Regions from separate parts of the Homo sapiens genome. Here all the other regions are linked to region 2. A link is a loop called in an ENCODE intact Hi-C map of the cell type or tissue named here. Cell type or tissue: PC-9. All regions are shown on one strand. Each heading gives the region's core, and the rest is flanking DNA. Links, peaks and the distances in the headings are about the cores only.

Region 1 (11,039 bases), core at 3,797-8,796, 130 kb after region 2:
AACTCTTTCAAGGCAATGATAGTCTGTGCTTAACTCTACATGGCCAGGCCCCACTCAGGGAATTCCATCCACCCTACTGATGCCAGCAGGCAGCCAGGGCATCCCCTTCAGTCCTCCTCTCTTGGCCACTCTCCCACCCCTCCGCTGAGTTCTCTGCAGCACTGTGGAGCCACAGCGCCTCCAAGTGGCCAACAGTCTACAGTCTCATGGATTCATACCCTCTGACGTGATATGCTCAAATTGTCCAAATCAGAAAGAGAGATGCCCCCACTCCTGCCACCCCCACCCTCTTACACACCCCGTCCATGCTTTCCCAGAAGAGTCAATTTAGGGTTGATTTTCAAATCTACCCTTAGCCAATGGAGTCAAAGGACACATGAACCAACATTTTGATTACAAAATAAACAATTGTTACATAATTGCAAATAATATGTTAAGATGGTAGAGACCAGCCAGAATTATAAAGGCCATACAATTAAACAGTGTGATGCTATCAAGGAAACCCAGCCTGGAAACCCTATATTCCACAGCTAATCCCAGTTAATTACACCCATATGTTTTCATATTTTGTATTTAGGTTCATTATTACTAAATTTTAGACAGTGCATTTCACAAAAGGATTTCTAGATTTTAAAAATTTACTTCTAAATTATAAAAATTTTGAAATGAATAATACTGCCAGCTGTAATTCAAACAGATTCAGCTGGTTCTCACATTTGCTATCATTACACAGAAGTGACTTTGATCTCTAACCAGGAAATAGTTAGTGGTTAATAATATCCCTCACATGAATAAAAGTAATAATATTCCAGAACTCTATATAAGCAGGAATTAACATAGATTTCACAACATCAAATAATATTCATTATATATTTAATTAATACTTGGCTTTTCCTATGAAAATAATAAAGATGGTGGTATAGTACAATGCTGGGGAATGTCATGGTAAGAAGCAAAGAGGAAGCAGGTGTGAGCCCATCCTTGACCGATAAGCAGGGTCTGGCTGTTTCTTGGGAGACAGAAGGTCCTTCCAGGCCATGGAAATACTGAGCACAAATGCAGAGAATGTAAAGGCTGCAGAGTTTTAGGAAATATTCAAAGAGGTGTTTGATCACAGAAGGTAATGGATCTGGGCGGTAAGTGTCAGAAAGAGATACAAGGGAAGCAGAATGTATCTTTGGGGAAATGGGAGAGCCTTTATCTGTTTACCATCAGCAGTGAAATGAATTCCTCTGTTTTGAGAATTGAGATATAAGTCCAGAAGGAAGACATTGGAACCAGCTCCAGGGCCCTCCCACAGGGCAACTGGCTACGTGGTGATGACCATCATAGAGTGGCCTCGGGGTGATGCCAGTTGCTACAAGGCCTTGCTGCGTATTTTCTAGCAATTGAAAACTTTGACAGGTTATGTTGCAGAGAACACAATTTTTTATCATCTGGTAGCTCTACTTCTATTTATTTAATAATCTTTAATCATGTTCTCTCTCCTCAAGTTTCTCCAAACCAAATCTCAATTTCTTCTCCCTTAATTATATAAAGCAAACCCTTGAGATTTTACCTTCTATACTACACATCTGTCGAACAATCCTGACACCAAAATGAATTTCTTTTTCTAAAAAGGAGAGTGCCAGCTACTCTATCACTATAGTGTACAGCATCCGACAAAGAAAGTAATTTTGCCGTGAACCTCCTGAAGCAGCACCATCCTCTGAGCATATCCTCCTGGCCTTGTTTCCGCCAGCCTTGTTCAGAGTCCTGAAATTGTTTATCTTTCCCCCTGAAGGCCCCAGGTACTCACAGCTGTCTGGTCTGAGACTGCTGTACACGGAAGCAGAGAGATTAGTGCACAGAGTTCCAGTGACTCTGCAGGGCTGTGCCAAGCTTCTGGCACAGAGATACAGGGCCGAGTCCCCCAGCTCCAAGGCACTCACATTCATCTCAGAGCAATAGTCATGGAACTGGCGCCCTGAGAATCGATTAGGGAAGTTTCCTTCTGATCTCCTTAACTCATTAGCATATTCAAAGATAAACTGGGGCCCCTGACCCGGGGCCTGTTGGTACCAGGACACACTGCTGTGCCCAGAGATAGGAGAGCATCTCAGAGTCACTTGCTGTCCTCTCGTTTTGATCAGGTGTGTGGGACTTTGGGTGACTCCAGCCTCCACTGGGCCTGTGGGAAAAGCAGATGGAGGATGAGCACAGCAGACAGCCTGGAGGTCCTCCCCAGTGTAAAGTGGAGGACACAGGGGTGGGAAATCTGAGAATGGGGCTGCTGTTCTGTGCACAGGACTCATCTGCTCCCAGGAGATAAAGCAGTTCCCAGCAGAGGAGCCCAGGGCCCATGGCACAGTGGGGCAGGCAGCACTGCATCTGATTCAGGGCTTGGTCCTCCTGGGGAAGGGCCAAGTGAGTTCTGGGCCTTGATTTTCCTGATGGGTGGGGTATCCTGTGATGTCACTGTCCTGTGTCCTCCCTATAAATGCTTCCTGAGGTCCAGTACTCCCCACAACCTGAACTCCCTCCCTGTCCAGCAGAAGGGTTGGGTGAGGGCAGAAGCTTCTGTGATGAGACAGTTGCTCCTCTGCCTACACTGCTCCAGCTCCCAGGCTGCCCCATCACCCTCTCACCCTCCTCCCACCTAGTGCTGTCGTGCTCCATGCTGGAGCTCACACACCTGCCCATCAGCAGAGGGTGAGGAGCCTGTGATTAAACCTTCTTGTTCCAGCTCTCCCTGGCTGTCCTAATGTCATCTCTCTGACGCTAGATTCAACCAAATTTTCTAATTCTATTTTTTTGTCCTCAGAAAATATTTCCAGCCCCTCCCTTGAGTGGCCAGTGGTGCAAAGTCCCCAAGATTTAGTCTATCTGATCAGATCCAAAGCAGACCTTGGTTGTCTGTAAATTATTAAGAGTACAGATTCCCCAGAAATAATACTAGGGCTTTATCAGCTCACAGCACAGACCTAGCCAGACAGTTTGGGATTCAGCACCCTCAAGGCCATCTTATGCGTAGTGATCTGGATAATTTACGTTAATTTCTCCAGATCCACCCTGCCTTCAGAGGCTGACCTCAGTGTATTATGTTAACTGGCTCTCTTCTTCTCTAACTCCAGAGTGAGTTTGGCTAATGGGAGACAATGGCAGGAGAGTAGAGGGAGGTAGGGGCACCACTTGTTCTGATTCATCTATGCCCTGGCTATCCTCTTGCTTCATTATTTTATATAGGTTACTTTTCCCTACCAAAGTCCACAGCACCTTATAGGCAGCCTTGCCTTAGAGCTACAGTACCTGATGCTTTGGGATCCACATCCTCTCCTACTTATTTCAGGCCAATGTGAATAAGAGCCACAGATTCTGCTGTTCTTAGGCTACTTCTACTTCTCTTACTGGGTTCCCTTAACCCTGCCACACCTTTGCAAATACTCCTTTTGTCCCTCCTTGATATCTCCAGGACCACGACTAATAGACACAGCAATGGAAAGGTGAGTCCAGGTATTTTATTTTGCCTTAAGAGTCAACACAATTTCTAACATTCTGCCATTAGAAGTAATACAATTTCTAATATCCTGCAATGAGCATTGCTAAAAGAGTCAGGAGAACCATGAGAAATATGCATATGAAAATAAACCATGTGACAGGGGACATAGAATCCAAAGAGATTCCAGCAGAGAATCAAAGTGCACGCTCACCTACTCTGACCTCTCCCCATAAAAGATGAGAGTCATATACAAATAGATGCTTGTATTCTGTACAGTCCTATTTAGAAATGCACCACATAAAATAAGAATAAGACAGGAACACACTCATGACCACAAAAAATACAGAGAATGTGAGACGTGCTTCTTGCTGAGATACACAACAATCAAATTTAGTATCAAAGTGAGCTGGACTGATAAGAGGCTAAGACACAACTGAGGATCGATGGCTGAAAGAAAGCTATAGACAAAGAAAAAAATGCTCACTCGCTGTTGAAGTTATACCAAGAACCATGAACTGTCATCAGTCTCATATATTAGCCTTTCATTTTGACTTTCAGCAGATTGGCCAATTGGTGAATTCATTTTTTTGCCAAGCAAGCAACCAGCTCCCTTTTGCACCGGGATATGCGCTTCTCCCTTTAGGTGCTAAAGAGGACTACAGGCTACAGGAAAATAAAATGTGTGTTCTATATTATTTTATAATATTTTACAAGAAAAACAAGTTAAGGAACTCATGGATTCTAATCCAAGCCACAGTGATGGTAAGAATTAAGTTCCTTCCTTCATCTATCCTCAGAGGACCTCAAACAGGTACTCAGTAAGAGTCTTACAATCTCTTTGATAATTCTACTAGCTGATTATCTTCAGGTCTAATGGCAGAGTTTGTTGTATTTATTAACATTCTCCCTAACTGGATTGTTCTCTTGTGTGTTTATAACTTTATAACAAAAAAAATGGATTTTCTTGTCCTCCACAGAACACATGCTTGGTATCTAAAGGAACCAAAGCCAAGGTGATGTTATGTATGCTACCTGAGAATCCCAGATCACTCAAGCAGGCTAAAGCTTCCCAGCTGCTTTCTGCTTTTTTCTTCTCTCCTGAAAAGAAAGTGAAATATGAATTTCTTGTTAGAAGCTACCATTCCTTTGCACAATTACCAGAATATTCCAAATTGAGCAAAATAACATTACGTTGTTTGCATTTACACATCCGCACTACAGTGACAGACCCAGCTCACTCTAAGTTTTATGCTGCAGGAGCACACATAGAATGAGATCCCATTGCTGGGAAGTCTGGGAAGAGCTTCAGAAAGGGCAGCTTTTTCTTCTGGTTGAGACACGGGCTTCCATAAGGAGTGCCCACCTCCAGCCTGTGACTGCCCTTTTTGTGCAGAGGGCAGCTGGCTGTGCAGGGCTGCGGATGTGCTGCCACAGTGGTACAGATAGGTCTGGCTGGTGCTGGTGGATGCCAGGATTGGGGAAATGCTCAAGCTTGTTTCAAGAGACACAGTACCCCTCTGTGACATCAACTTTGGTCCTGCTGTGACCACTGCCTGAATAGTGGATAAGCTTCAGCCCCCGTCTTGGGTCTTGTCGATATCAGAACACTGTTCCTAACCTGAGCACATTCCAGGATCATCTCTTTCTTCTGTACAATGTGATATCTTGGCATCTGGGTGATCCCAGCATCAATAGAGCCTGCTGGAGAGGCAGACAGAAAGTGAAGACAAGACTTAAGAAATAGGGGGACTCTGCAGAAGAAAGGACAAAAAAGGCTTGTAGCCCAGACATTGCAAACCCATGACAGGGTTTTGCAGCTGTTTCCAGAACTTATCTGCTCCCAGGAGACAAAGGGTCACACAGAAGAGTTTGGGGTTCATGGTAGGGTCAGAGTGAGGAGGGGCTGGCCCAACTAAGTGCAGTGATCCTCAGGACTGTGAGCTGGGGCTCGGAGGCTGCTCCCTAGGGAATAGTCTGGTGGGCCTGTGGTGTCACCCCCCATGCCTACGGAGTCCAGCTGGTCCAGGGCCTTCTGACTGGTCTCAGGCAGGATCCACCTCCTCTCATGAAGGCTGTTGCCCGGCGAGGTCTGCAGGGAAGATGGGGTGCAGCAGAGACATACTGAGCTTAGGGCACAGCCCGCCCCTAGCTTTCCCACGTTCCTTTGAGGCAGTTGCTCCTCTGCTTGCACCTGCGCTTGACACCAAGGCTGCCAGGCCAAAATTCTTCAACTGTGGATCTCATTAAAGATTAGAGGTATTTCCTGCATCTTGCATAGCTGTAGGTAGCCTAGCAATGACTGAAAACTGCTGCAACATCTGCATAATATTGGATTCCAGCCCTAATTTTTCTTAACCCTTCCCTTCCTAGGCTGCTCTCCCAGGCTCTCCCCAGAGTCCCTTAGATCCCAGTGGACCACAGTGCCATCTTGTGGCCAATACGTGAAGTTTCATCATTGCTTTTGCAATGGCCCAAGGGATGCTGGGAAGTGTCTGCAGAGTGAGTGAGAGACTATTCTAGAAGTGTCATCCTGCAGGTTTTATGAGCAACTTCCCTAAACCCTGATTCCAACACTAGTTCTAACCCTGACTATTGCTTTACTCAAAGCTTAATATCCCACCCTCATTCTAAATAACTCTTATCACATAGCTGCAGTTAGAGTCTAATTAATATTTTCTCCCTTAAAACTATCATATAAAGGGAGTGGGATAGAATGGGAGGAATGGAAGAAAATTGGATTTACTCTTAAGTAGGCAGAACATACAGGAATTGAAGTGCATAGTTATTTCATTTCATTACCAAAGATGAAATACATGTCCCCCAAAATAACAATCAATGTTACCATAAACATAAAGATTAGCAAAAGATTAGGATGATAATGAGATTGCCTTCAAGATGGCATCAAATACGTATTAATAAAAAGTAAAATTTGAATGTAAAAAGTAGGATCTTTTGTAGGCAACAAGTAATCTTGAAGGGAGCAGTATCCAATGTGGAAAATAAGGATGGATAATGAAGACCAGCAACGAGCCTTCCACAGAAAATGATTAACATATACAACGCACATCTGCTGATCTGAGCAGCGGACATGCAAGCAATGATTCTGGAAGAGGCAGTGGAGTGGTGTGAGATGAGGATCCCCTGGTGCAAAATAGTATCATAAGGAAGCAAGGAGAGAGAGGAGGAGGTTTATGAGCAGGAAGGAGGCGATTGTGTCATGCTGTGGTTAAGCTGCTGGCACGGAGATACGCGGCTGAGTCCCCCTGCTCTGTGCGCTGGATCTTCAGAGTAGAGACGGATCCCTCAGGCCTGACTGCAAAGAACCGATCTTTGGGCAGCCCTGAGTCATCTGCCGCACCCGTGCCTTGGAAGTAAATTAGAAACTCTGGGCCCTGCCCCAGGCTTTGTCGGTACCAGTAAAGGGCAGTATGACCTGAAATTGGATCACACCTGAGCTCTACATCTTTTCCCTTCTCTGTGACCTTGTTACTGGGGGTCTGGGAGACTCCAGCACCTGTGTGATCTGCGGAGACACAAGTTGAGAACAGGATGAGGAAAACAGTTGTACTCATCACACACACACACACACACACACATACAGACACACAGAATGAGACTGGTTGGTGTCTGAGGACTCACCTGCCCCCAGGAGGCACAGGGCTGCCCAGCAGAGGAGCCTGGTGCCCATGACAGAGTCAGGGCAGGATGGGAGCTTTACCAGATCAGGGTCACTGTGAGCAGGAGCAGAGGAGGAGGGACGTCCTTGTCCTGACACAGAACAGTACCCACAGTGACATCACTTCCTCTCTCAATCCCCACAACCTCAGGAACACAGGATTTATATTAGAACACACTTGGATGACTGCTTTAGATATTTATTAGCTCCCTTTAAACAACATCAATGCATCGGTCTTCACTTTGTGCTCTAGAGCTGTCTGGAGCTACAGGCCTCATGCTGCATTTCTGAGTTTATCTCCTCACCACACAGGCGCTCCTCTGTCTGCTGGGCATGTTCTCTAGGATGTGCCAACAGCGCCCCCAACACAAGGCACCAAGGGATGAGCTCATTGTCTTTCCTGCAAGTCAGGGTCCCCTATGCCATCCCCATTGATGCCCCAGCCTCCTCCATCCCCCAGTCACACGTGCCCAACGGGGCTGTCCCAACACATGGGTTCCCTCACAAGCTGCACCTCATGCCTTTCTTCTGGGACCACTTCCCACCTTTGTTGACTATAATTCAGAAAAGATACCTTATTGGAAAACTCATAGTCTTTTTTTTTAATTTTTCCACTTGTAAATATATTTTCCTCCATCTCAGTGTTTAATGAATGGGGATTATAATTCCTACTAAATGGTTATTTCTGATCCTCTTTCTTTCATTGATTTTTTCAGTCTATTCCACTAGGAGAGATTTATCTTTTCTTTTTGACAGCTTTTAGAATCATCTATTTGTCACTTATGTTCCACAATCTCATTATAATATAAACATTTATCTTATTTCATATTCATTTGAATTCTTGAAATTGAGAATTTAGGTCCTGAACCACCTCTGGAAAATTCTCAGCTAATGTCTCATCACAATCACTTATTCCCTCTACTTTCTTTTCCTGAAACTTCAATTATCTATAAGAAAAATGGGAAATATATATATTTATATATTGTATATAATATATTCTATAGAATATATTTATATATTCTATATTATATAATATATATTCTATATTATATAATATATATTATATATTATATATTATTATATTATATATTTTTATATAATAAATATATAATTAAATATATAAATATAAATAACTTTATATAAATAAATATATATAATTAAAAATTATATATTCTACTATGCTGGAAACCACCCTTAAGCTCTTTCTAAAGTTACATATTTAATTTTCGGTGCTGCATTCTATGTAACTTCTTCAGCTCTGTCCTTGACATCACTAATAATCTCTTAGAAGCATTTCATCTTTCTTCATTTCCATTTTGTTTTCAGTGATAATCTTAATCATTTCTGTATTGAATTTGATTTTTTTTTAATGTTATCTTGATGGTTTCTGTCAGTCTTTTTTTCTTGTTCACATTTCAATTTCCTTTAAATATAGTTCTACAAACTTTCATACCTTTTAATGGTAAAAATTTCTTGTCTTCAAACACTTCAATTGCTTATTGTTTCTGCTCACTTCTCTTCATTGGTTCTTGTTTTAATAGTCTTAATAGTGGAAGCATATTTATCTGACATTAGTCTGTGGTGTTCAAGAGAGGCCTGCATTGAGAGTGAAGAACTTCAAGACTCCATGGTTTTTCCAACTGTCTCCAGTCTTACCACCAAATTCATGGGGCCAAGAATTGTCTGTTGCACTCTGGGTTCCTGAACATGCTCATGGTTTAGGTTCCTGGGGAACATGCTCTCAGGACAGCCACAATTTACCCTCTAGAACACAATTCTGATTTTCTCTTACTTTTATATGATGCCTTCTCCACAAATTAGCAACTATAAGGCCATTCCCATCCTGTTCTTCCAAGGGAAAATAATATAAATATATTTTAAAAATCCTAAATCTACAAATGTGCCCTCTTCAGGGGTTTTTTTGATCCTAACCCAAAACTTTAAGAAATAGCTTAGATATTATAATTATATACAGAGAGTTTACCCTCATTCAGCTTGAAGAACACATCATATTTTAAATTGGAAATTCCCAGACTGACAAACTGGCTTGCACCATGCATGGTCCTATGCTTGTTCAACAAGTGAGTGCTCCTTGATGAGCTCATAACAGAGCATCTCAGGCAAAGTTAACTCTAGACCTCTGCCAGGGTACAATGAATCTAGTGTGTTCCTGTTACTGGTTCATTCACCCACTCATCACTCACTCACCTGTCACTCACCCATCCATTCTCTGTGAAATGAATGAGGACTCCCTGCCTGCCAGGCACTGCTGGTGGTAAATGTAACAAGCTCAGCCTTCAGCTTCATGAGTTTAAAATTAAGTGGAGCACAAAAGGAATAAAACAAGTGTTGGAAAAATTGCAATGGTGCTGAACTTTACTAAGAGGCACATGATTCTGTGAGCTTATGAGAGGGAAACTGAAATTTGACCTCAGCTGAGAGTTGAGGGAGTGCTTCCAGCAGGAGAGGCTGATCATGCTGAGATCAGAAGTGCAGGTAGAAGCTGACCACTGCAGAAAGGAAGGCACTAGCCCAGGGTGGAGGAAATGGCCTTTGAGGTCTCTGTGTTGGAAAGGAAGGAGGCACAGAAGAGGCAGCCTCATGGCTGCAGTAGAAAGGCGAGGGGAGGTGGTGTGCAGAGGCCCAGCAAGGCCTTCGGGGGTGACTGCTCAGATGGGAAAGGCGGGCCACAGGTGAGACCACATGAGAGTGGGTACTGGAGGAAACCCTGGAGAGAGGAAGCAACGTGGCCCCCAGAGAGAAACAGGAGTCTAGACAGATTTGAAATACAAATCCTGTTCCATCCTGTGGACCTCGGACTCAGGATGATGAGTAGAAAAGTAAGAGCTGGGAAAGCCCTGGTCCCATCCCAAAAAGATAGCTTGGAAGAAAGACCAGAGAGAAACAAAAGAGACCTCTGAGGCTCTGGGACCAGTCCAGGCCTGGCTGGGACTGCCTGCAGAGGCACCTGGCACAGACTGAGGCTCACACTGCCCGGCACCCATTGGGCTTCCAAGATTCCCAGTGCTGAGAACTCTGCCAAGGACATGGTTGAGTCTGGGGTCGGGGAGGAGGGCAGAGCCTCCCCTGCATTTATGTACAGAGAGGAGATGGCTGTGCAGCACTGTGGAGTCACTGCTGGCACAGAAGTACACAGATGTCTGAGAGGGTACAGCAGACGCCAACGTGAGGGGGAAATCATCTGTGTTTGCTCTGGAGACACTATAACCATCAGGGACTTCTCCTTTGCCAGTGGTACCTGCAGTATTTGAATAATGGATGAGCCTTAGCCCCAGTCCTAGATCTTGTCTATACCAGTACATGGCATTATGTCTCATATCCTGGGTACATCTCAGTGTCATGCTCCGTCCTGCTGCCAGGATCTGAGATGTTGGTGCCTGGGTGATCCCAGCAGTCACTGGACCTACAGAGAAGGAGAACAAAGCCAATGCTGCAGCCTCAATGGGAAGGCTCTGGGTCTTGAAATCTACACATGGGCCCTGCCCAGGACTTACCTGCCCACAGGAGAGAAAAGGCCACACAGCACAGGAGCCTGATGCTCATGGCAGATGCTACAAGACAGAGAGGTCTTCTGGGTCTGTGTGTTGATGAAAGGGGAACAGGGCTGTCAAGGAAGTCATCCTGAGACCTCATTCTCTCTGCCTGGTCCCCAGAACCTTCTTGTCGAGAGAGGCCATGGCCCTTCCCCAGAGGGTCAAATCCAAAATAAATGCACCACTGAAGTTTGGATGGGAAGAATGCTTCTTGATATAAGGCTTTCAAGTTTTTCTTGACTTTTGTGCAAACAGTTTGTAATTCAATATAAATTTTATTCCTGCAATGATATAATTCCTCATTAATATTCTGGTGTTAGTTATCTATGTA
Region 2 (11,039 bases), core at 3,902-8,901:
AGGAAGAGGACTTCTGAGGTCAGAGCTGCAGGAGGGGCCTGGAAGAGAGGCTGCATCCACGCAAAGCATGGTTATGTGCGTTCCATCGTCCAGCTGAGACTGGCCTGGAAGAGAAGCTCAGCACAGGGCAGAGTTTCCCATGCACAGGCTGCTCAGAAATCTGAGGGCCCCAGCCTGGGCAGTGTTGGGAGACTCCTATGGGACAATGTTTTCCACTGCCTGGATCACGGTCTCGTGAAGACAAGGCCATCTATATTTTCCACTGAGCATTATGTGCAGAGGAAGGTGGCTGTGGGGTGAAAGCTGGTGCAAGGGGGCACAGAGGTCTGGGAGAGGCTGTCTGACACCAAGGCCACATATTTGGCTTTGAGAAAAAGTCACAGACCCTCAGGGATTCTGTATAGTGTGTGCTGGGACGGATCAGCTGTGCACCAGCCTTGGCTCCTATTAACACCTACACATGTAGTCATGGATGGCAGTCTCAGGCATCTCCATGTCACTTCACGTCCTGCCTTTGTTCTCTGGTATCTTGGGATCTGGTTGTCCCAGCTTCTGTGAAGTCTATGATAGAAGGAAGTTGAGTGCCCAAAGAGGGACCCCAATAATGTAGACTTGAGGTAAAGGCTTAGGCTGGGATGTGGTGAGCCAAGGAAAAGGCTTTAGGGGACTCACCTGCCCTCAGGGGGCAGACGGCCAAACCATTGAGGAGTCTGGTGGTCATGGCAGGGTCAAGGAATAATAGGCAAATTGTGGGGAGTTTTTCAACTTGCGCATTGGGAACATAATTCCTGGATGTCAGTAGAGTCAACTGATGATGCCACTGCCCCTGCCAGCCAGTGACTCTGCCCTCTGCCTGCTAGTCCTCCCTCTACCTGCTGCCACCTTCAACCTACAGTCAAGTCATAAACCTTCACCCATGTGGTCTCCACTCCTGGCTGCCTTTCTTCTACAAGGTAACAAACGGACAAGGTTCATGATCATTTGCCCTCCACTTACCTCTCCACCATCAGCTCTGGGGGTCTACTTTAGGGCTCTCTTTGACAGGCTATTACTTCTTCACTGAACATATGTCCTTCCCTCCCATTCCTAGGTCTCTATCTTATTTCTTACATAAGATATACTTCAGGTACATTTATTCTTAGTGGTGAAAATCCAAGCTTAAATTTTACTAGAATAAATTGATAAAACTACGCTTAGACATTTATATAAGAAAGCGGTTTTTGTCTACACACAAACAAAATTGATTTTAGTTTTTGTTGCATTAAATTAAACTCTTGTGCATCAAAAAAACACCATAAAAGTGAAAACATAAGCTGCAGACTGGGGAAAGACAAAGGGAATGCATATAAATGATTTTTAAAAAGTGTTAAATTTAACATTCCTCAAAGTTGCTAATGAAGAGGCCATAGTAATGACCCCTGAAGGCATCTGAGCGTCTACTGCAGCCCTGCTGGTCACTAGAGGGCAGTGCGAGGGCTCTGACTTACTGACCAGGATGCAGAAGGTGATGATGGAGCAGGGGGGTAGGTGGAAAATGGATGGACTAGTTTGTTTCCTACTTCTGATCCTTACAAGCCAAGAGACACTGGGGAAAATGACTCAATGTCCCTGAGCCTTCTATCTATAAAGGAAGAATAGAAATGTTTGATGTGCAAGAGTGTGGAAAGCCCTTAAGCTATGTAACAAATACGAAGAATCTAGCACGTATCTGGGGCTCAACAGTCACTCTTCTACTGAAGTTATCCAGGAAGTGACAAACTACAAGAAGTTGCAGCACAGAAGCAGGCACACTCAGGGCACAGGAAACCTGGGCTCTATTGGTTGGGAAAGGTCTGCCCTCAGTAGGACACAAGACATGCCTTCCAAACAACTAAAAGCTTCCCTTGAAGGAGTGAAACCTGGGTGGGGCCTGCAGTTCTCAAGTCAAAGCTAAGGCGGAAGTTTATATACAGAATGTCAGTGACTCTGCTGGGCTGTGCCAAGCTGCTGGCACAGAGATAGAGGGCCGAGTCCCCTAGCAACAAGGCGTTCACATTCAGCTCAGAGCTATAGTTAGGGAACTGGTGACCTGAGAATTGATCAGGGAAGTTTCCTCTTCCTCTCTCTTCTTTCTCATAATACTGAAAGATAAACTGGGGCCCCTGACCCAGGGCCTGTTGGTACGAGGACACACTGGTGTGCCCAGAGATAGGAGAGCATCTCAGAGTCACGTGCTGTCCTCTCGTTTTGATCAGGTGTGTGGGACTTTGGGTGACTCCAGCGTCCACTGGGCCTGTGGGAAAAGCAGATGTATAATGAGCACTGGAGACAGCCTGGAGGTCCTCCCCAAGGTAAAGTGGAGGACACAGGGGTGGGAAAGCTGAGAATGGAGCAGCTGTCCTGTGCCCGGGACTCACCTTCTCCTAGGGGACAAAGCAGCACCCAGCAGAGGAGCCCGGGGCCCATGGCACAGTGGGGCAGGCAGCACTGCACCTGATTCAGGGCTTGGTCCTCCTGGGAAAGAGCTGAGTGAGTTCTGGGCCTTGATTTTCCTGATGGGAGGGGTATGCTGTGATGTCACTGTCTTGTGTCTTCCCTATGCAGCCTTCCTTAGGTCTAGTGCTCCACGGACACTGGACTCTCTACCTGTCCTGCCGAGCTGGAGGGATGGGTGAAGGCAGAAGCTTCTGTGGTGATACAGTTGCTCCTCTGCCTAACTGCCCCAGCTCACAGGCTGCCCCATCACCCTATCACCCTCCTCTGACCTAGTGCTGCGGTGCTCCATGCTGGAGCTCGCACACCTGCCTATCAGCAGATGGTGAGGAGCCTGTGATTAAACCATCAGTTTCCAGCTCTTCCTTGCTCTCCTCACATCATCTTTCTGAAGCTAGATTCACACCAAGGTTTCTTACTATATTTTCCTGTCCCAGGCAACATTCCCAACCCATTTCCTGAGTGGCCAGCGGTACAGAGGCCCCAAGATTTAGTCCATCTGATCAGATCCAAAGCAGACCTGTGTTGTCTGTAAATTATTAAGAGTGCAGATTCCCCAGAAATAAATCTAGGGCCTTATCAGCTCACACCACAGACCTAGCCAGCTTTGGACTCAACACCCTCAAGGCCATCCTATATGTAGTGCTCTGGAAAGTTTATGTTAATCCCTCCAGATCCACCCTGCCTTCACAGGCTGACTCCAGTGTATCATGTTAACTGTCTCCTCTTTTCTCTAACTTCAGAGTGAGTTTGGCTTATGGGAGACAGGACAGCAGAGGGAGGTAGTGTCACCATCTGTGCTGGTTTGCAAAATCTATTCCCTTGGCTGCCTTCTTGCTGGGTTAAATTGCCTGGTGCCTAAAAGTAGTCACACAGTGGCCTGAATGCTTTGCAGCTTAGATATTTCTTTCAGCAGATATCCTAGCTAATGGCTCATAATTTTATATTCCATAAAGTCCTAGAACAGGACACAATGTTGCCAAGGTTTTTGCTACTTATGAGAAGGATGGCATTTACTTCAATTTCTGATACCTTGTTCCTCATTTCCCCCTGAGCTTTCACCAGAAATGCCCTTAATGCTCTGTTTTCAGCAATCTAGGCTTTTGCTAGTCTGCTTCTCTGAATTCTTCCAACCTCTATCCATTAGCCATTTCCCATTAACTAAAGCTGTTTCTACATTTTCAGGTACTTGTTACAGCAACAGCGTCACTCTCAGCACCATGTTTTCTTTCCATTTATTTCCTACTGCTATAGAGAAATACCACAGACTGGGTAATTTATAAAGACAAGGCATTTATTTGGCTTATAGATCTGGAGACTGGGAAGTCCAAGATCAATGGGCCATAGCGGCTGAGGGCCTCCTGCTGTTATCCAAGGCAGAAGGAAGGGGAAGCAAGCACCCAAGACAGAGAAAGTGGCTGAATTTATACTTTTTATCAGAAGACCATTCCCAAGACAACTAATTCACTCCCACAATAACGGCATTGATCTCTTTCTGAGGGCAGATCCCTCATGACCTAGTCATAGCTGTCCCACCTCCCAATACCATTACAATGACAAATTTCAACATGAGCTTTTGTGAGGACACGCAAGCATAGCACACACATCTACACTGTAAGTCAGTATTTCCACTCTTAAGTTTATACCTAAAATAAAATAAAAAAAAAGAATGTATATGTCCACAAGAAAGAGTTCCACAAGAATGTTCACAACAACTGTATTCATAATAGTTGAAGACAGGAGTAATGTGGATATCCATCAACGGGAGCATGGATAAACAAGTTGTGGTATAGTTATGCAATGGAATATTAGTCATAAGAAAAAATGACCTACTGATACAACAATATGAATAAACTTCAGAAATACTAATTTTGGAGGAAAATAACTCAATAAAATGTTATATGATTCCATTTATATGGAGTTCAAGAATAGACCAAGCTAGTCAGTGGTGATAAAAATAAGAAAAGTTTTGGCCAGGCGCGGTGGCTCATGCCTGTAATCCCAAAAATTTGGGAGGCTGAGGCGGGCAGATTTCAAGGTCAGGAGATCGAGACCATCCTGACTAACACGATGAAACCCCGTCTCTGCTAAAAATACAAACAATTAGCCGGGTGTGGTGGCAAGCATCTATAGTCCCATCTACTCCAAAGGCTGAGGCAGGAGAGTGGCGTGAACCGGGGAGGCAGAGCTTGCAGTGAGCTGAGATCACACCACTGCACTCCAGCCTGGGTGACAGAGTGAGACTCTTGTCTCTAAATAAATAAATAAATACAATTTTTATCTCTGGGATAGAAATTGATTGGAAAGGAGCATGACGACACTTTCCTGCATGACAGAATTTTTTTTATAATCATTTCAGTTACTATTGCACTGGCATATGCATTTGTCAAAATGTACCAGGATGTCCTTGTATTAATATTTCTGTTTTACTCTCTATTATACTTTAATAAAAAGTATTACTAAAAAGTAAACAGCTAAATCATAAAATATGGGATTCACTTACAAATGTATGCTTGTATTCTGCACAGCCCAATTTAAAAATGAATCACACAAAAATAAGAAAAGACAGGAACACACATATCTGTGTAAGTTATGGAGAATGTGAGAAGTGCTTGGTGACTGAAGTGGCAACATTGAAATTTGGCATCAAAATAAGCTCAACTGATGAGTGGGCCGAAAAACAACTAGGATCAAAATCAAGGAAAGCTGTAGACAAACAAAAGCTTTTTACAATATCTTCATATGCTATTGAAATCATTCTGAGAACCATGAGCTGCTACAAATTTCATAACTTGGGAAATTGGGCATTCATCAGTCTCACAATTCAGACTTTCCTTTCATTTTGGCTTTGAACAGATTGGCCAATTTTTGAATTGATTTTTTTGCCCAGCAAGCAGCCTGCTCCCCACTTTGTGAGTGGGGTACTGGGAGACCCGGCACTCCCCCTTTTCAGCCTCACAGACGGGAGTTGGGCACAGCACAGACACACGGAGTTCCCTGCACGTGGGGTTTGAACTCCCTGTGAAGCCCAGCTATGGACCTCCCAGTCCTACAGTTAATGGATCCCAACTAAAGAAACCGTGCCTCTAGGTGTCTGCTTTACCTGTTAGTGCTAAAGAGGGATACAGGCTGGAGAAAAATAAAATGTTTGCTCAATATTATTCTGTAATATTTTACAAGAAAATCAATTGAGGACTTCATGGATTTTCATCCAAGCCAAAGTCATGATAATAGCTGAATTCCTTCCTTAATCTACCCTGAGAGGACTCAGACACTGCTTGATGCCCACAAATACTTAGTAGAGACTTATTTATAGTCTCCTTTGTAAAATTCTACTAGTCTATTATCTTCATCTCTAACGGCACAGTTTGGTGCATCTACTAATATTTTCCTTCAATAGTTTGTTTACTGAGGTGTTTCAGAAATTTTTGTCAATACTTTTTGTCCTCCAGAGAACATGTGCTTGATTTCCAATGGAACCTCAGCCAAGTTGATGTTATCAGTAAGACTTATGAACTTGGAGAATCCCAGATCACTCAAGCAGGTTAAAGCTGTTGCCTGGCCAGACCTGCAGGGAAGATGAGGTGCAGCAGAGACCCACTGGGCTCAGGGCACAGCCTGCCTCTCACTTTTCCCTTTTCCTCTGAGGCAGTTGCTCCTCTGTCTGCACATGCCCCGACACCAAGGCTGCCTGGCCAAAATTCTTCAACTGTAGATCTGATTAAAGATTAGAGGGACTTCCTGCCTCTTGCATAGCTGTAGGTAGCCTAGCAATAACTGAAAACTCCTGCAACATCTGCATAATATTGAATACAAACCCTAATTTTTCTTAACCTTTTCCCTCCTAGGCTGCTCCCCCAGACTGCCCAGAGCCCTTTACATCGCAGTGGACCACACTGCCATCTTGTGGCCAATAAGTGAAGCTTCATCATTGTTTAATTCTGTAATGGCCCAAGGAATGCTGGGAAGTGTCTGCAGAGTGAGCTGCCAGAATATTCCAGAGGTGCCATCCCGCAGGTTTTATGAGCAGCTTCCCTAAACCCTAAGTCCTACATTAGTTCTAACCCTAATTATTGCTTTGAGTTACCAATCTTGATATCCCACCCTCATTCTGAATAACTCTTATCACATAGCTTCAGTTATAGCCAAACTTTTTCTCCCTTAAAACTACCATCTAAAGAAAGAGGAACAGAATGAGAGGAATGAAAGGAAATAATATTTGGTTTTAAATAGTAAGAAGACACAGACGTTGAAGTATAAAGAGATTATTTAATCTGAATCACTAAAGATAAACAAAAACATCCTCCAAAAATGACAATGTTACCCCAAAAGTATAGATCAGCAAAAGATGAAGTCAAATGTCTATTAATAAAAAGTAAAATTGAAATATATAAAACGAGACCTGTTACAAGACAATAAGCAATGGTGGAGGGAGCAGTACCTAATGCAGAAAATAAGGATGGATATAACTAAGAGTAGCAAAGGGACTGCTATAGGAAATGATCACCTTGTACAATGCACATCCACTGATCTGAGCAGCAAACAGGGAAGAGATGACACTGGAAGAGGCAGAGGAGCAGCGGGAGATGAGGACACGCTGATGCAAAATAGTATCATAAGGAAGCAAATCAGCCAGGGGACTGTGGATTAGATGACTTTGCTTTCTCCTGTCTCCCGTGACAGCTGAACTGGACCATTTTCCTCTCCAAGGATTTGCTCCTGCACCTGAAGTTAGATGCCCCTGGGATTTGCTGCTTTTCAGGTTCCCATGGATGAACTCCCTCTCCTTCCTTGTTGACCATGGTCTGAAGGAGAGGTCATCTCTCCCTCCCCTTCAATCCCACAGTACTGGGGATTGGCACAGACTTCTCAATTGGCATTGACCTCTCTCATGGCATGCTCACATGCCCCCTAACTGTGCCTTTTCATTTCCACTAGACTGAAAGTTAGATGTGGGCAATGAAACTTAACACCTTTATCATAAGATACACAAGTAACTGCTTTCAAAATTATTGCTGTTTCTTTCACTGCCTTGGGTTACAGCTGAACAGGAAAAAAAGGCACAATTTCTTAATGTGACTTAACCACAAAAACCTTCCCAAGTGCCAAAAACAATATAACTACCAAGGGATTGCTCTCCTCATTGGCGAGATGGAAAAATAAACCAAAAAAAAAAAAAAAACAAAGAAAATATTGTCAAATACTTTAATGGAGACACAGAAACCCAGTCCCTCTTATACAAACATCACTGTTTGGCCTCCCTCTACCTGAGAGACAGACAGAGCCATTCCTGTGCCCTACACCTGGCAGGAAAGCCCTGCTGGAGCCTGTGGGGAGCTGGTGAGGATGAGCCTTGGTGATTCTGCCCCAGAGCAGGGATTCTCAGGGAACTCTGGACAACTTCCAGGGACTGAGATGGAGAGTGGCCACACTCAGTCCAGGAGAGGAGAATACTGAGGATGTGATCCTTCTGATCTCTCAGCCTAAAGTAAAAGCAGAGTCATTCCTGACTGGTGTGGAGCTGCTTAGTTTCTAAAGCAAAATAGTCCTTGTTTCAGGGTCTGTCAGTGACATAGAAGAATAGCGGGGCTCTATGTGGTTCACAACCCAGAGTTGCTGCTTGGCCATCTCTGTTCCCAATGACTCCAGCATCTGAATATTCCATGTGAGGAAAGATAATTTGTAAATAATGAACTGGTTCAGTGATACCTTTAGGTACATTCAAAATAGTTGTCATGTTCCAGACTGGCATTCTTGAAGGAAACACAGAGCTACAGTGCAAGAGAATTTGGGAGTTGAATGGAAATAGGAACAATTGACGGCCCCTTAGGTGATGGGTTCTAAGAACAAGAGTAGTGGGGAAATAAATTCTGAGCTATATTGGCCTAGCTCAGAAATGGCATAAGAGGGACATCAGAAAATACCCCAGTAATGTGCTGATAAACTGTGTGTCTGTGAAGGTGGGGGCATGGCTGGTAGCATTTCCTAATTTCTGTTGTACCAACATACCCACCATGGCAGATTTCAAGCTCCCAGCATGGCTTCACTGAACAGGGAGCTGGGAAAAGTATGCCTATTTACTTCTTTTGAGTCATACAAGCCATAGACTAAAGAGAAAAGCTTCAAACTTCTTCAATGCTTCCTACTAAACATACTAAAATGAGGCCACAGCAACTATAGCATACCTCATTATTTTCATGATAAGATCAGAGTGTGTGATCCTGGGTCTTGGAATGGACAACGGGATGTTTGTGCAGAGAAAGGATTTCTGAGTCCTCTGAAGCTGCTGAGATCACAGAGCAAAGAGTTATGCTGGCTGGTTGGGGAGCCGCTAGCCTTTGACTTGAAGTAATTGCAATGAAATGTTTCTCCTGCTTAACTTAAGACAACAGAATGATTTCATTAGAACAGAAACCACATTCCTCCCTATTTGTTCGTTAGTACCATCTACCCTTTGCTCCTCTTGCATGTTCATTCTCTCTATAAATTGGAAGCCCTGCTCACTTTTGTTACATGTTCTTGCAGCACCATTTACAACAGTGGACTGTGGTCTGTTCAGCCTCAGTGTCAGAGCTTGTCCACTGTTAGGACCAGTTGTCTCAGCAGTCACATGGAGGAAAGTGGCAGCAGTTAGAAGGTCTCAGAAGACAGGGAATTCCCATCTGTGTGCTGGCCTTACTCAGTCCCAGAAGACACAGGGCGGCTGAGCAAGGAGTCATTTGATGACGACACAAGAAAAAATGGGTCAAGAGCAATTCCCTGCCAGTGACCATCATTCTCTGGGGAAAGAAATTTGGTGTCTGTACCACACCATAATTTCTGATCAGTGAATTTGGAAGGACTATGATGCCCCTCCTAGCTATGAAAGATTCAGGGCACCTCTATCAGGGTTGCATCTGGGACACTGAGTCCCAGACTTGGAGAAGTGGTCTGTCGCTGAGGACTCCCCGAAACCCATAATGCATAATCACATCAGCTCTGACCAGTGCATTCCATTTCATAGATACAAACTGCAGCATCACCCACAGACAGATGGAAGATTCTATTGCAATATAATCATTGTACTTCTATTTCTAACAAGTGCTATATAACACTATATATTATGAAAAAATATAATAAAAAGGAATAGATTCAATATTATAAATAAAACACTTTTTGAGTTAAAGGCCTTGGGAGAATTATTTCAAATCAAATGAGTTGGACAACAATCAAAACACTCAGAGTCTGAAAATCAGATTTCCTGAGTGAATCAAGGTGAAGTGGCAGCGGTGGTGATGCATGCTTCTGTCTATCAGGACAGCAGCAATGGCAAATGGAAATAAAATAAAGGATACTCTTGGCTTAAAGTAGGCAGAAGAAATGAAGTGTTATTGTTACCATGATTGTATTTATCAAGTAAGGACCACAAATTTGCAAAGACCTTTACTTCAAACAGGAAGAGAGGTTTGATATTTTGTGGCAGAAAACTTCCAAGGTGACAGGGATAGAAGAGGCTTCAGAAGAAAGATCTTCTCGGGGATGTAGCCTCAGACCTTCCAGATGCCCCAACATATGAAGAAGAGGCATGTTTCCTGCCTATGACAACCTCATGTATGTGGGCAACACAGCAGCCTCCAAGACCTATAGAAGATGCATGTCTGCTCTGAAGGCCAAGGCTAAGACACCCACTCCTTGTTTGGAGCAGTGAGCTGGCTCCGAGCCCTCCTAGAGTGCAGTGGGACGTGATTGTTTTCACCACTTACATTTGCAGTCACTGTGTTTCAGGAATGAATCTGTGGTCTCTTTCCACCCAAAGGACAACCGAGGTCCAAATCTACCTCTTTCCCAGGAAAAGTGAGGAGCAAAGAGAGGCCTCTGTTAATGATCTCTGGGAGCTGCAAAGAGAGAGAAGGATGAGGTTTGTGAACAGGAAGGAGGCGACTGTGCCATGCTGTGGCTAAGCTGCTGGCACAGCGATACATGGCTGAGTCCCGCTGCTCTGTGCGCTGAATCGTCAGAGTGGAGATGGATCCCTCAGGCCTCTCTGCAGAGAACCGATCACTGGGCAGCCCTGATTTGTCTGGTTGAGCTTCATAATTGAAGTAAGTCAGAAACTCTGGGCCCTGCCCCAGGGCCTGTTGATACCAATAAAGGGTTGCATGACTCGAAATTGGATCACACCTGAGAGTTACATCCTGTCCCCTCTTTGTGACTTTGTACCTGGGAGACTGGGAGACTCCAGCACCTGTGTGATCTGTGGAAACAGAATCTGGCAACAGAATAAGGAAAACATTTGTAGTCATCTCACACACACACACACACACACACACACACACAGACACACATGCATACACACACACACCTACATACAGAAAAAATATGAAACTACTTTGTGTTTTGAGGACTCACCTGTCCCTAGGAAACCCAGGACCACCCAGCATAGGAGACTGGTACCCATGACAGTGTCAGACCAGGATGGGGGCTTTACCAGATCAGTGTCACTGTGAGCAGGAGCGGAGGATGAGGGATGTCCTTGTCTCCACAGGGCAGTTCCCACAGTGACATCACTTCCTCTCTCAATCCTCAGG
Region 3 (11,039 bases), core at 2,360-7,359, 88 kb before region 2:
CAGCTATAAGCAAGCTGTGGCCCCATCTCTAGATTTATCAATACCACAATATGAGACATTCCTCAATGTCTTCCCAAACTTGTCTCATTCTCAACTTCTGATTGGATATTGTCGTTTCTAGGTGACTGAAAGTGAAAAAAAGACAGGAACTGAGGAAAGGGCAAAAGAGCGAGCCTAATGATGCAGCCATCAGTGAAAAACTGCAAGCCAGGTCCCAGAACACCTGAAACTGGAATGCCCCACCTGCTCCCAGTAGAAAAGGCCACTAACAAAGAATCTGGGGCCTAGGGCAGGACCAGTAGGTATGTCCTATAAATAAGGGAGAGAGCTTATGTCTGTCTCTCTGTGGTTTCTCCACCCCAACCCAAATAGCCTGGCACATCACAGTCCCTACATTAGCTCCTCCCTGTCAAGAAACCCCACCTCCTGTGCAGCCTAAGTCAGATGTCAGAAATAGTCAGGCCGGGCGTGGTGGCTCACGCCTGTAATCCCAGCACTTTGGGAGGCCGAGGTGGGCGGATCACGAGGTCAGGAGATGGAGACCATCCTGGTTACCACGGTGAAACCCGGTCTCTACTAAAAGTACATAAAATTAGCCGGGCATGGTAGTGGGCGCCTGTAGTCCCAGCTACTCGGGAGGCTGAGGCAGGAGAATGGCGTAAACCCGGGAGGCAGAGCTTGCAGTGAGCCGAGATCGTGCCACTGCACTCCATCCAGCCTGGGAGACAGAGCGACACTCTGTCTCAAAAGAAAAGAAAAGAAAAGAAATAGTCAAAACAGCCTCTCCACTAAATCCTAAGTATCTGAAGCTAGGTCTTAAGCATTGGCACTTTGTGTCTACTCATCATCAATCAAAATATCTATGGCAGGTCACCATGGCAACTGTTCAATCTCATGCCAACCTTCCCAAGTGTCAAAATTTCTGCTTAGCCACAAGCAATGACACTAGCATTTGCCTACAGTATTGACAAGTTTGGTGGCCACTGTATAGCAAGAAGACATAATGTGCTGTGTTCAGACCTCTGGGAACTGTTCTTATTCTTGTCTTTCTCCACATAATTTGTAGTTTGTCTTCCCGCAGTATTTCTGTACCTTTCAGCTTCCTATTTTCAACTTCCATTAGTCATCCTTTAGCTGTCGTGCCCCTGGGCTTTTTCTCTCTGCTTGTTCTAGTTCCTTTCTCATTCTTTAAAAAAAAAAAAAAAAGTATATATATGTATACACACACACACACACACACATTTTTTTAAATTTTTGTTGTTGTTGTTGTTGTTGTTGTTTTTGAGAGGGAGTCTCACTCTGTCGCCCAGGCTGGAGTGCAGTAGCATGATCCTCAGCTCACTGCAAGCTCCGCCTCCTGGGTTAATGCCATTCTCCTGCCTCAGCCTCCCGAGTAGCTGGGACTACCGGCGCCCGCCGCTACGCCCGACTAATTTTTTGTATTTTTCAGTAGAGATGGGGTTTCACCATGTTAGCCAGGATGGTCTTGATTTCCCGCCTCGTGATCCGCCCGCCTCAGCCTCCCAAAGTGCTGGGATTACAGGCGTGAGCCACCGCACCCAGCCTTAAAATATATATATATTTTAATTTTTATTCTTTTTTGAAAATTTCTTATTTTTTTTTTAAATTTTTAGAGACAGGGTCTCATTCTGTTACCCAGGCTGGAGTTCGGTGGCATGACCATATCTCACTGCAGCCTCGAACTCCTGGGATCAAGCAACCCTCCTGCCTCAGTTTCCCGAGTAGCTAGAACTATAGGTGTCAGCCAGTGCACCCAGCCCTTTGCCATTCTTAATTCAACATGATGATAGTAGAGCAAATCGAATTAAATAAAATCCCTGATTACAAAAGCCAGCTCTACAATTGGCTTAGTGTTCATCCTGCACTTACCCTCCTTAAACTTCAATTTCTTTGTTAGTAAAACAGGGATAAATAACATAATTTTGGGTTGCTGGTATGGATGAAATGAAATACCATATGTGAAATATCTAGCATGGTACTTCACGTATAGCAATATCCTGCCTAGTTTTTTCTCCCTCTTAAAGCCCATACCACCTCTAATGAATATTATAATATGTTCTTCTAGGAGATTATTGAGCTGATTTAACATAACTGTTGTGATGATACACTACGTTTGCTTAGAAAGAAATTAAGGTCATTCTTGTAATTTTACTAGAAAAAAGTTATTGCTTCATTTCCAATCTTTGCCATGAAACATACAGTTGTGAGACATTGGACCAATTATTACTCTTTCTGAGCCTATAAAATTGGGGATAATAACACCTACACGAATAGTTCTCTTATTCACAATTAAGGGAACAAGTCCCATGTAGCATATGGTCACAGTATCAGCATATGTTGACCACATATGGTAATTTTGACATTTATGCTGATATTGTCTGGCACGGCTGGGTTGACTGAAGCAGAATGACATCTCTGGACAGATCTCTTTCCTCTTGGATGGAACAAGCAAGAGAAATGCACACTCGTTGTTTGTAGTAGATTTGGAAGGTATCGCACAGTATCTGGGGGTAATGACAGAATAACCAGTCATGGAGTTGCTTCTGTCAGTGGTCCAGTAAGAGCCAAACCGTGAAACTCAACAAAAAGCTGAAGCACAGCAATCCTAAATAATAACACCTCATAATATTAGGCCAAACCTATGTATATTAGCGTTTGAGTTTTAGGCACCACACTAGGGATTTTCATGAATTATCTTATTTAACCCAATACTATCAGGTAGGTATTATTATTATTATTATTATTATTATTATTATTGAGACAGAGTTTCACTCTTGTCATCCAGGATGGAGTGTAATGGTGCAATCTTGGCTCACCACAACCTCCGCTTCCCGAGTTCAAGAGATTCTCCTGTCTTAGCCTCCTGAGTAGCTGGGATTACAGGTATGTGCCACCACGCCCAGCTAATTTTGTATTTTTAGTCGAGACAGGGTTTCTCCATGTTGGTCAGGCTGGTCTCGAACTCCCAACCTGGGATGATCCACCCACCTCGGCCTCCCAAAATGCTGGGATTTACAGGCATGAGCCACTGTGCTCAGCCTCAGGTAGGTACTATTATCTTCATTTTAGAGGTGAGGAAGTGAGGCATAGAGAGGTTCACAGTCTTGCTCACGTTCACATAGCATTTGAGCAGAGGAGCCAGAATTGTGGTCTGCATTGTTTGATTCCAGAGCCTACACTTTTAACTATCACCTTCTAGTGACCCATGGCAGGCAGCATCACATACCTGGGTGGGCAGTGGACATTTGAACGTCTTCTTGCGGCATCCAGGATGAGACTTAACGCTGTGAACACAGATAGTTCCTTTGAGAGAAAGGTATTTCTTTAATCATGAGTAAGTAGGGGTCAAAGACTATACCTATCAGACAGAAGTCACATTGTCCAAGACATTAGGTGGAAGATCACTAATCTTGTTATATATTACGCATGTTGAAGGGACATTTTTATTACGTATGGAAAATATATAACTTTTTTATTATTTATGAAAATATATGTGAAACATATAAAACATGCCAAGGTGGACATGAAAGATGTTTCTATAATTCTGAGGATTTCCAAGGCAGTCAATAAAGATGCCTTCATTAAGGGAGTTATCACTGAATAGGGAAATATTTTAAGAGACCAAACAGAAGGCACAGGTTGGGAAAGAATCAAGTAAGAGAGACAGGAAGAAAATTTGGTTCAAATGATGGGCACTGGCGGAAGGGGAGAGAGAAAGGGGCTGGCCTTGTTATGAAAGCCCATCTGGGAAGAGCAGGAGCTCAAAAGCTCAGAGAACCTGGAAACATATAATTAAAGCATGAAAATAAAACAACAAATTACTCAGTAAACTGTAGAGTGTTAAATGAACATGAGGTATTTTTACAGCCAATGACATTGTTGGCAGGGTGCGCAGGAGACTAGAGAGAAGAGGGTGGATTTCTCCGGAAGGCCAATAAATGTATAACAATTCTTTTATCCTATTTCACTTTTATTACTTATTTTACCCCGTTGTCACTGGCATGTGGTGACATTTATGTATTAGTAGATGAATGAGGGAAAGTCAATGTCGCTTGGTTTTCTTCACAGAGAAAATAGGTCTGGAAATATCCTGGTAGGTTTATTAGCAGGTAGGAATTGGGAAACGTTGGAACACATTGAGAGGCAGTGGGTGCTGGGCAGACAGTGACAGAAGCACTACGAAGACCAAGCTGAGTTTTTAAGTTGAGGCTTCATACACCATATATCGCTAATACAAACTGTAAGTAGGGCTGAGATATATTTAAATAGTAAAATGACAAAAAGCAGACCAATGCTATAGCTTCGTGTTTATTTATTCTATAATTTAAAAAATCTATTTCATTAAACCGAAACAAAGAAATGAAGGTACTGCAACATTAATAAACAATTTACTTTCAACAGAGATGCTATCATTTGTGTCATTATCTACAATGACCGTATAGTTTAATGTTCAAATTGAGACACTTTTGTATGTGAAAGAGGATACTATTAATTATGACAGGACAACAAGACTAAACCGTGATTGCGTGGTAAATCATGACTGCGCGGTAAATAAATCATGAGGTCCCCTCCCCAGACTTTCTAACACGTTCCTTTACTGCCATCTAGCAGCAGTGGAGGGGATTGCAGGAAATGTATAATACTTTCACAAACCACATTTCAAATTAGCTTCAAAGTTATGGTATATAGGGGTGATCTATAATGTTCCTTGCAATCAGATAGTCTCTGGATCTGTGTTATCTGCATATGTAATTATGTTCATATTTTCCAGCTTGTAGTGATGTCTTCCATCGCAACCCTGATTGTCACATGTGTAAAATAGCTGTAGATAGATAAATAGATAAATATTATAAATACATATATTTATATATTATTTATATATAATAATATATAAACACATATATTTATATATTATTTATATATAATAATATATAAACACATATATTTATATATTATTTATATATAATAATATATAAACACATATATTTATATATTAATACTTATATATAAATATATATAAGTATTTGTATTTATATATAAATATATATTTATATATATATTTATATATAAATATATATTTATATATATATTTATATATAAATATATATTTATATATATATTTATATATAAATGTATAAAATACATTTATATATAAGTATTTATATATACTTATATAGAAAATGTATTTTTTATATTTGTATTAAAATTTACATAAAATATATTTGCATATATTTATATATCTCTTATGTGATATAAGTATATCAATAAATATATATTATTGATATAAATTTATATAAAATGTTATAAATTTTATGTTTTTATTAAATATAAATATATTTATGTTAAATGTATACATAAATATTCTAATATTTGTATAAATAAATAAATAGCAAGTCAAATAATCATATTTGTATCAGATCTTAGAGACTAAGTGGAGCAAGTCTCTAATTTTGAAGAGGAGGACACTGAGTCCCAGAGAAGTAAGAGCATTTGCCAAGATTTCACAGCTGAAGGGGAGTAAACAAAACCAGTTTTGGGATTAGAAAGCAATTTTTCTGACTCTAATTCCAGTGTCTGTGAGTCTAGGGCCTGCAAGAGAGAGAGAGGAACAGATGAGTGTTTGAAGTAACAGAATAAAACGTCGCGCTCCCCTGGGCAGCTGTGTGAGGAACTGAATGTGCTAGGACAGTCCCCGAGTGGGGATTTTAGTCAGTGTTTCTCTGGCATCCATCCCCTAAGAGGGTCGTGTTGCCGTCTGCCTTGCGGTTTGGTTTAGTCACTGACCTCCAGGGAAAGTTGGTCTTATTGAAGAGATGGATCTGCAGTAGTCAACAGGCTGTTCCATAAATGTACATGTCATTGCCTCTGCTGGGGTACGTTGGTGGGGGAAGAGTTTGCAGGAGAACTGTGTTTGAGATAAAATCAGTAGGAATGTTTTTGTGTTTTGGTAAGTAATATCAACCTCAGATAGCTGGTCTCTGAACTTGGAAATTGGTCTGGGGCCCTTCCTTCTAAACATGTGGATTCCTCCTGATCCACAGAATGTCTCATTTTGTATTTGGGTAGTTTCAGGAGCCCATTGTCCAGTGTGCCCATCATGACCATTTAAGACCTTAATTCATGGTCTTGTACTCTCCCGGTAGCAGCTGCAGCCACAACAATCAACTCGCTTCTTTCTTCTGGGGTAGGAAGATAAGGAAGAGGCTTTTTCAAATGTTTTCTTGGAGTTCAACTGGGAGAAGAGCAGCCAGAGGGTTTGCACCCTGGAGGGAACTGACTCAGCCATGCAGTGCCACCGCTACTGTAGAGATACACGGCTGAGTCCCTCGGCTCTGCGGGATGGATCTTCAGTGTGGAAGACGTTCCGTTAGGTCTTTCAGCTGTGAATCGTTCCTTGGGCATCCCTGAATCAACTGCAATGTTTTGGTACTGGAAGGAAATCAGCAACTTCATTTCTTGCCTCAGATTCTGTCGGTACCAGTGAACAAACATGTGACCAGAAGATGGATCGCACCTCAGAATCACCTCCTGTCCCATGTTGGTGACCTTGTGTCTGGGGGTCTGGCTGACTCCAGGCTCCGAGTGTCCTGTGGAAGAAGACGGAAGCCATAGAAGGTGAAGGGAAGCCCAAAGAAAACATCTTTTTTTTTTGAGATAGGGTCTCTCTGTGTTGCCCAGGCTGGAGTGAAATGTCGTGATCTCTGCTCACTGCAGCCTCTACCTCCCAGATTCAAGTGATCCTCCCACCTCAGCCTCCCAAGTAGCTGGGACTACAGGAGCACACTACCACGCCTGGCTAATTTTTGTATTTTTTGGTAGAGAAGGTGTTTCACCACGTTGACCAGGCTGGTCTCGAACTCTTGACCTCTGGTGATCTACTCACCTCAACCTCCCAAAAAGGTGGGATTACGGCTGTGAGCCACCACGCCCAGCCAAAAACATCTTTATGCAAATGTTTAAGTATACCTGGACCCACCTGCCGCCAAGAGACACAGGGTCACCCAGCAGAGGAGCCAGATATCCATGGTGAGGTCAGGCAGTGCAAGACACTCCCAGCGATGGGTTCTGATGTGCAGTAGCAAAGAGCAGTGAAAGTTCTGGGTTCCCTTGGCCGCATGATGTAGGATCTGGCCATGACATCATGTCCCCAGCAACACCCACAACCTCAGGGCACCTTCCATAGGAGATGGGGATCCTTGGTTCAAATATTTGGCCTCATCCTTATTTTGCTACATGGACGATGTTAAACAAGGCTCCAATCCCACTTGCAGGTGCTTAGGAAAGTTGAAGATTAAGGAAAACATAAGAGGAAGTGGAAAAGGAAAGAGAAGAAAGTGAGAATAAAAAAATGAAGAACAAAATTTTAAAGCACTACAGAAGATTTGCGATGTTATTAATCTTACGAAGTCCTTGGGGCAGAACTTCAGCACTAACAGAAATACTCAGGAGCAATGATACGTATTCCTAAAGTCCACCAACAAGAAATTTCGACTCTGAAATTCTGAACCTGTCCTAGAATATACCTGTTTAACCCATGCCTCAGGTGACACTGAGAAAAGTTGTCTCAGACCACATTTCACAATTTTTTCTTTTCTTTTCTTTTTTTTTTTTTTTTGAGATGGAGTCTCTCTCCATTGCCCAGGCTGGAGCACAGTGGTGCAGTCTCAGCTCACTGCAACCTCCGCCTCCAAGTTTCAAGCGATTCTCCTGCCTCAGCCTCCTGAGTAGCTGGGATTACAGGCTCCCGCCACCATGCCTGGCTAATTTTCATATCCAAAATTTTTTCAGTAGAGATTTTTAAAAGGCTAAACAACAACAACAAAAAACTTTCCCATTAAACTAGAATATTACACTTTAAATAGAATGAGAAGAATTTTCCTGGGAAAAAGAATATTAAATGGATAGATTTAGTTTCTGGGAGCTGCATTGAAAACAAAAAGAATAGAGAGAAAATGAGAAACTAGTTGAAAATGATGTAAATGAAACTGAGCAAAAATTAATGCTCAGGACTTAGGGCATGGTCAGTATTGTCAAGAGCTTCAAAGAGATCAAGCAGGCAAAGAAACACACATGCGTCTTTTGGTCTGGGAAATACGTAATTTTAATCTTTAGGAGAACAGTTTTGGTAGAATGGAAATATTTCAAGAAAAAGCTGAAGATAGCATCTAGAGGAGTGACTTCCCTGTGACAAAAGCAAAGATGTAGACCACCAACAGCAAGACTGGGCTTGAGGGGGACCGAGAACAGAACGCTAAGGAACACTCACTTCTGGAGAGCGGGAAAAGGAACTTAAAATGAGAAGGTATAATATTAAATAGATCAGAAAAATGATAAAGTGAGAACTTCTGTTTCCAGGAGTCACAGTAAATTTTTTTCCCAAGAAAAGAAGTAACTTTGGACTTCTGGAAGTAAGACAACTGGGTTCAACTTATACTGAAATAAGAGCAGATGTAACTGGAGAGAATAAAGGAACTTCTCTCAAAGCGAATGCTAGGTGGTGACCAGATCTGTGAACAGAATGGATTATCAAATTTTAACAGAGTTATTTTGAATTCTATAACTGCTCAACATAAGTGTAGTCTCCTGCCTAGGTACAGTTGATACCATAATGCCTCATTAGGAATATTGATGTTGAGTACATTGCCCCTCATTACAATTTGAATCATATACCTGAAGATCTTTTAATTCTCTGTGCATTAATATGTTTTACACCAAGAGTACATTAATCTGTTCTCCTTCAGTGCCATAGAGGCCAATTAGTGAATTTGTAGGATCTGAAGTTGTCACACTTAAAATGAACATGCTTTTTGTGTTATCTAGGTTTAATTTCTTTTTATTCCTTCTATTTTATTTATTTATTTATTGTTTTGAGACAGAGTTTCGCTCTTGTTGCCCAGGCTAGAGTGCAGTGGTGCGCTCTCGGCTCACCACAACCTCCCCCTCCCAGGTTCAAGCAATTCTTCAGCCTCAGCCTCCTAAGTAGCTGGGATTACAGGCATGTGCCACCACACCTGGCTAATTTTGTATTTTTAGTAGGGATGGGGTTTCTTCATGTTGGTCAGGCTGATCTTGAACTCCCAACCTCAGGTGATCTGCTTGCTTTGGCCTTCCAAAGTGCTGGGATTATAGCCGTGAGCCACCACACCTGGCCGGTTTAATTTCTTAAAGAGAGATTAACCAGACTCTTTACGTGGTCTGATATTGTTCTAAATAATAAGGTTTTGATCCCCTCTCCAAACTCTTCTCTTTTCCCAAGGTCTCTATATTCCAGAAAATGTATTATCCCCAACTTCTCACTTGTGATGGGTGCCTATTGGATGTTCTGACTGGATTCCACCCCTTGAAATCCTTGGTCCACAAGGTCAGAGGGACAGACTCCCAGATACTATCTTGTTCAAAATAATTCAATTCCCTTGGATTTCCACGAGCCCATTCTTGAGTAAAGCAGGATCACATTTTTTCCCCCTGCACCCTGGATTTGTAATCTAGCATGAGAGAAAGTCACGTTGGTCTCAATTGACTGGAGGGCTAACACCTAAATCTGCAATTTTCTAATCACTGTAAGACCTAAGAAACAGAAAAGACAACTTATAATAAAAGAATGAGGCCGACAAGGTATATAAAAAATGAGTTGTCAATCAGCCATGCCATGGTTCTAAGGTTTTTTTTTGTTTTTTGTTTTTTTGAGATGGAGTCTCGTTCTGTCGTCCAGGCTGGAGTGCAGTGGCACGATCTCGGCTCACTGCAAGCTCCGCCTCCCGGTTCACGCCATTCTCCTGCCTCAGCCTCCCGAGTAGCGAGTAGCTGGGACTACAGGCGCCCACCACTAGGCCCGGCTATTTTTTTTTTTTTTTTTTTTTAGTAGAGACAGGGTTTCACCGTGTTAGTCAGGATGGTCTTGATCTCCTGACTTTGTGATCCTCCCGCCTCGGCCTCCCAAAGCTCTGGGATTACAGGCGCGAGCCACCGGTTCTAAGGTTTCATTGCAGTTTATTTCTGGGAAGTTCCTGTGTTCTTGCTTTGTGGTTCTATGGGACATACATTTAGCCTTATAATACATTCCCCTTTGGCTTAAGCTAGCTCTAGTTTCTGTTATTTCCTTCCAACCTAGTATACCACCTGCTTCCTGAGCTGAGTCCGTGATGAGTCTGTGTCCTAAGATTAGCTAATATTTAACACTGTGGATTGGCTGCTGGCACAAAAATACACTGCTGAATCCTCAAGCTTCGTAGCCTGGATCTCAAGGCTACAGGGTGAATTTGGGAGGCACTTAGCTGAAAATCTTTCCTTGGGCATACCTGTTTCATCAAAGACATTTTCATTCTGGAAGGAAATCAAGAACTTGAACTCGTTTTTCAGGACCTGTTGGTACCAAAAAACATAACTGTGTCCTTTTATTGGGGCACAATATAATTTTGCTTTCTGTCCTTCCCCTCTGACAAGATGTTTTGGAGTCTGGGCGACTTCTTCACCAGGAGAACCTGTAAAGAAAGCAGACAGGAGTTGGAGACTGAGCCCATGAGGGAGTTCGATGACATGGATGAAAGGCTTAGAGCAGGGAGCTGACAACTGCAGAACAGGGACTTACCTGCAGCCAGCAGACAAAGGATTGTGATGCAGGTGAATATTGGGCTCATGGCAGAATTAGGGGAAGAGCAGGCAGCACAGGCAGCTGGCTATCTGTGTGGCTCTCTCCACCTCTGTCGGCGGCTTCTCTGTGACGTGATCACTTTGTAGAATCCAATTGCCTTTAGCATCCTGCTCTATACAAGTAACACAAATTAAGAGAATATGTGAAACAATTGTATTCAGCCACTGGAAAGCAGACAGCACAGGACTGGGATTCTGCCAAAACACCAAAACATGGGGGCAATTTCTGCACATACACAGTGGGGAAGAGAGCAACAGAGCATGGCAAATTTTGAGTTGCGGAAACAGGTTACAAAATCAGCGGGGGCTGAGGCAGCTAGAATTTTTAAGGAAAGACCACCAGAGAGGAGGAAGCTGCACAAGAACTC

What was found. Peaks named below come from ENCODE experiments on the same cell type or tissue, not always from the same donor. Only the 100,000 strongest peaks of a DNase experiment are listed, where the experiment ranks them.
Region 1: a loop joins it to region 2, with 7 times the contacts of the local background. A loop is called at or near these places in 1 of 110 quality-filtered maps.
Region 3: a loop joins it to region 2, with 2.7 times the contacts of the local background. A loop is called at or near these places in 1 of 110 quality-filtered maps.

Annotation. Positions count from the first base shown.
Region 1 is chr7:142,380,506-142,391,544 of GRCh38, reverse strand. It overlaps TRB, TRBV6-4, TRBV7-3, the pseudogene TRBV8-2 and the pseudogene TRBV5-3. Among named protein-coding and RNA genes, the nearest start is that of MIR11400, 89 kb to the left of the region's middle. In PC-9, for the core only: CTCF peaks have their summits at 5,661 and 5,860 (motif pointing left); a DNase peak (open chromatin) is centred at 5,834.
Region 2 is chr7:142,511,496-142,522,534 of GRCh38, reverse strand. It overlaps TRB, TRBV7-7 and TRBV5-7. Among named protein-coding and RNA genes, the nearest start is that of MIR11400, 42 kb to the right of the region's middle. In PC-9, for the core only: CTCF peaks have their summits at 6,147 and 6,349 (motif pointing left); DNase peaks (open chromatin) are centred at 6,274, 7,231 and 7,664; H3K27ac peaks cover 3,398 bases.
Region 3 is chr7:142,597,635-142,608,673 of GRCh38, reverse strand. It overlaps TRB, the pseudogene TRBV16 and TRBV17. Among named protein-coding and RNA genes, the nearest start is that of MIR11400, 130 kb to the right of the region's middle. In PC-9, for the core only: CTCF peaks have their summits at 4,411 and 4,618; a DNase peak (open chromatin) is centred at 4,613; H3K4me3 peaks cover 271 bases.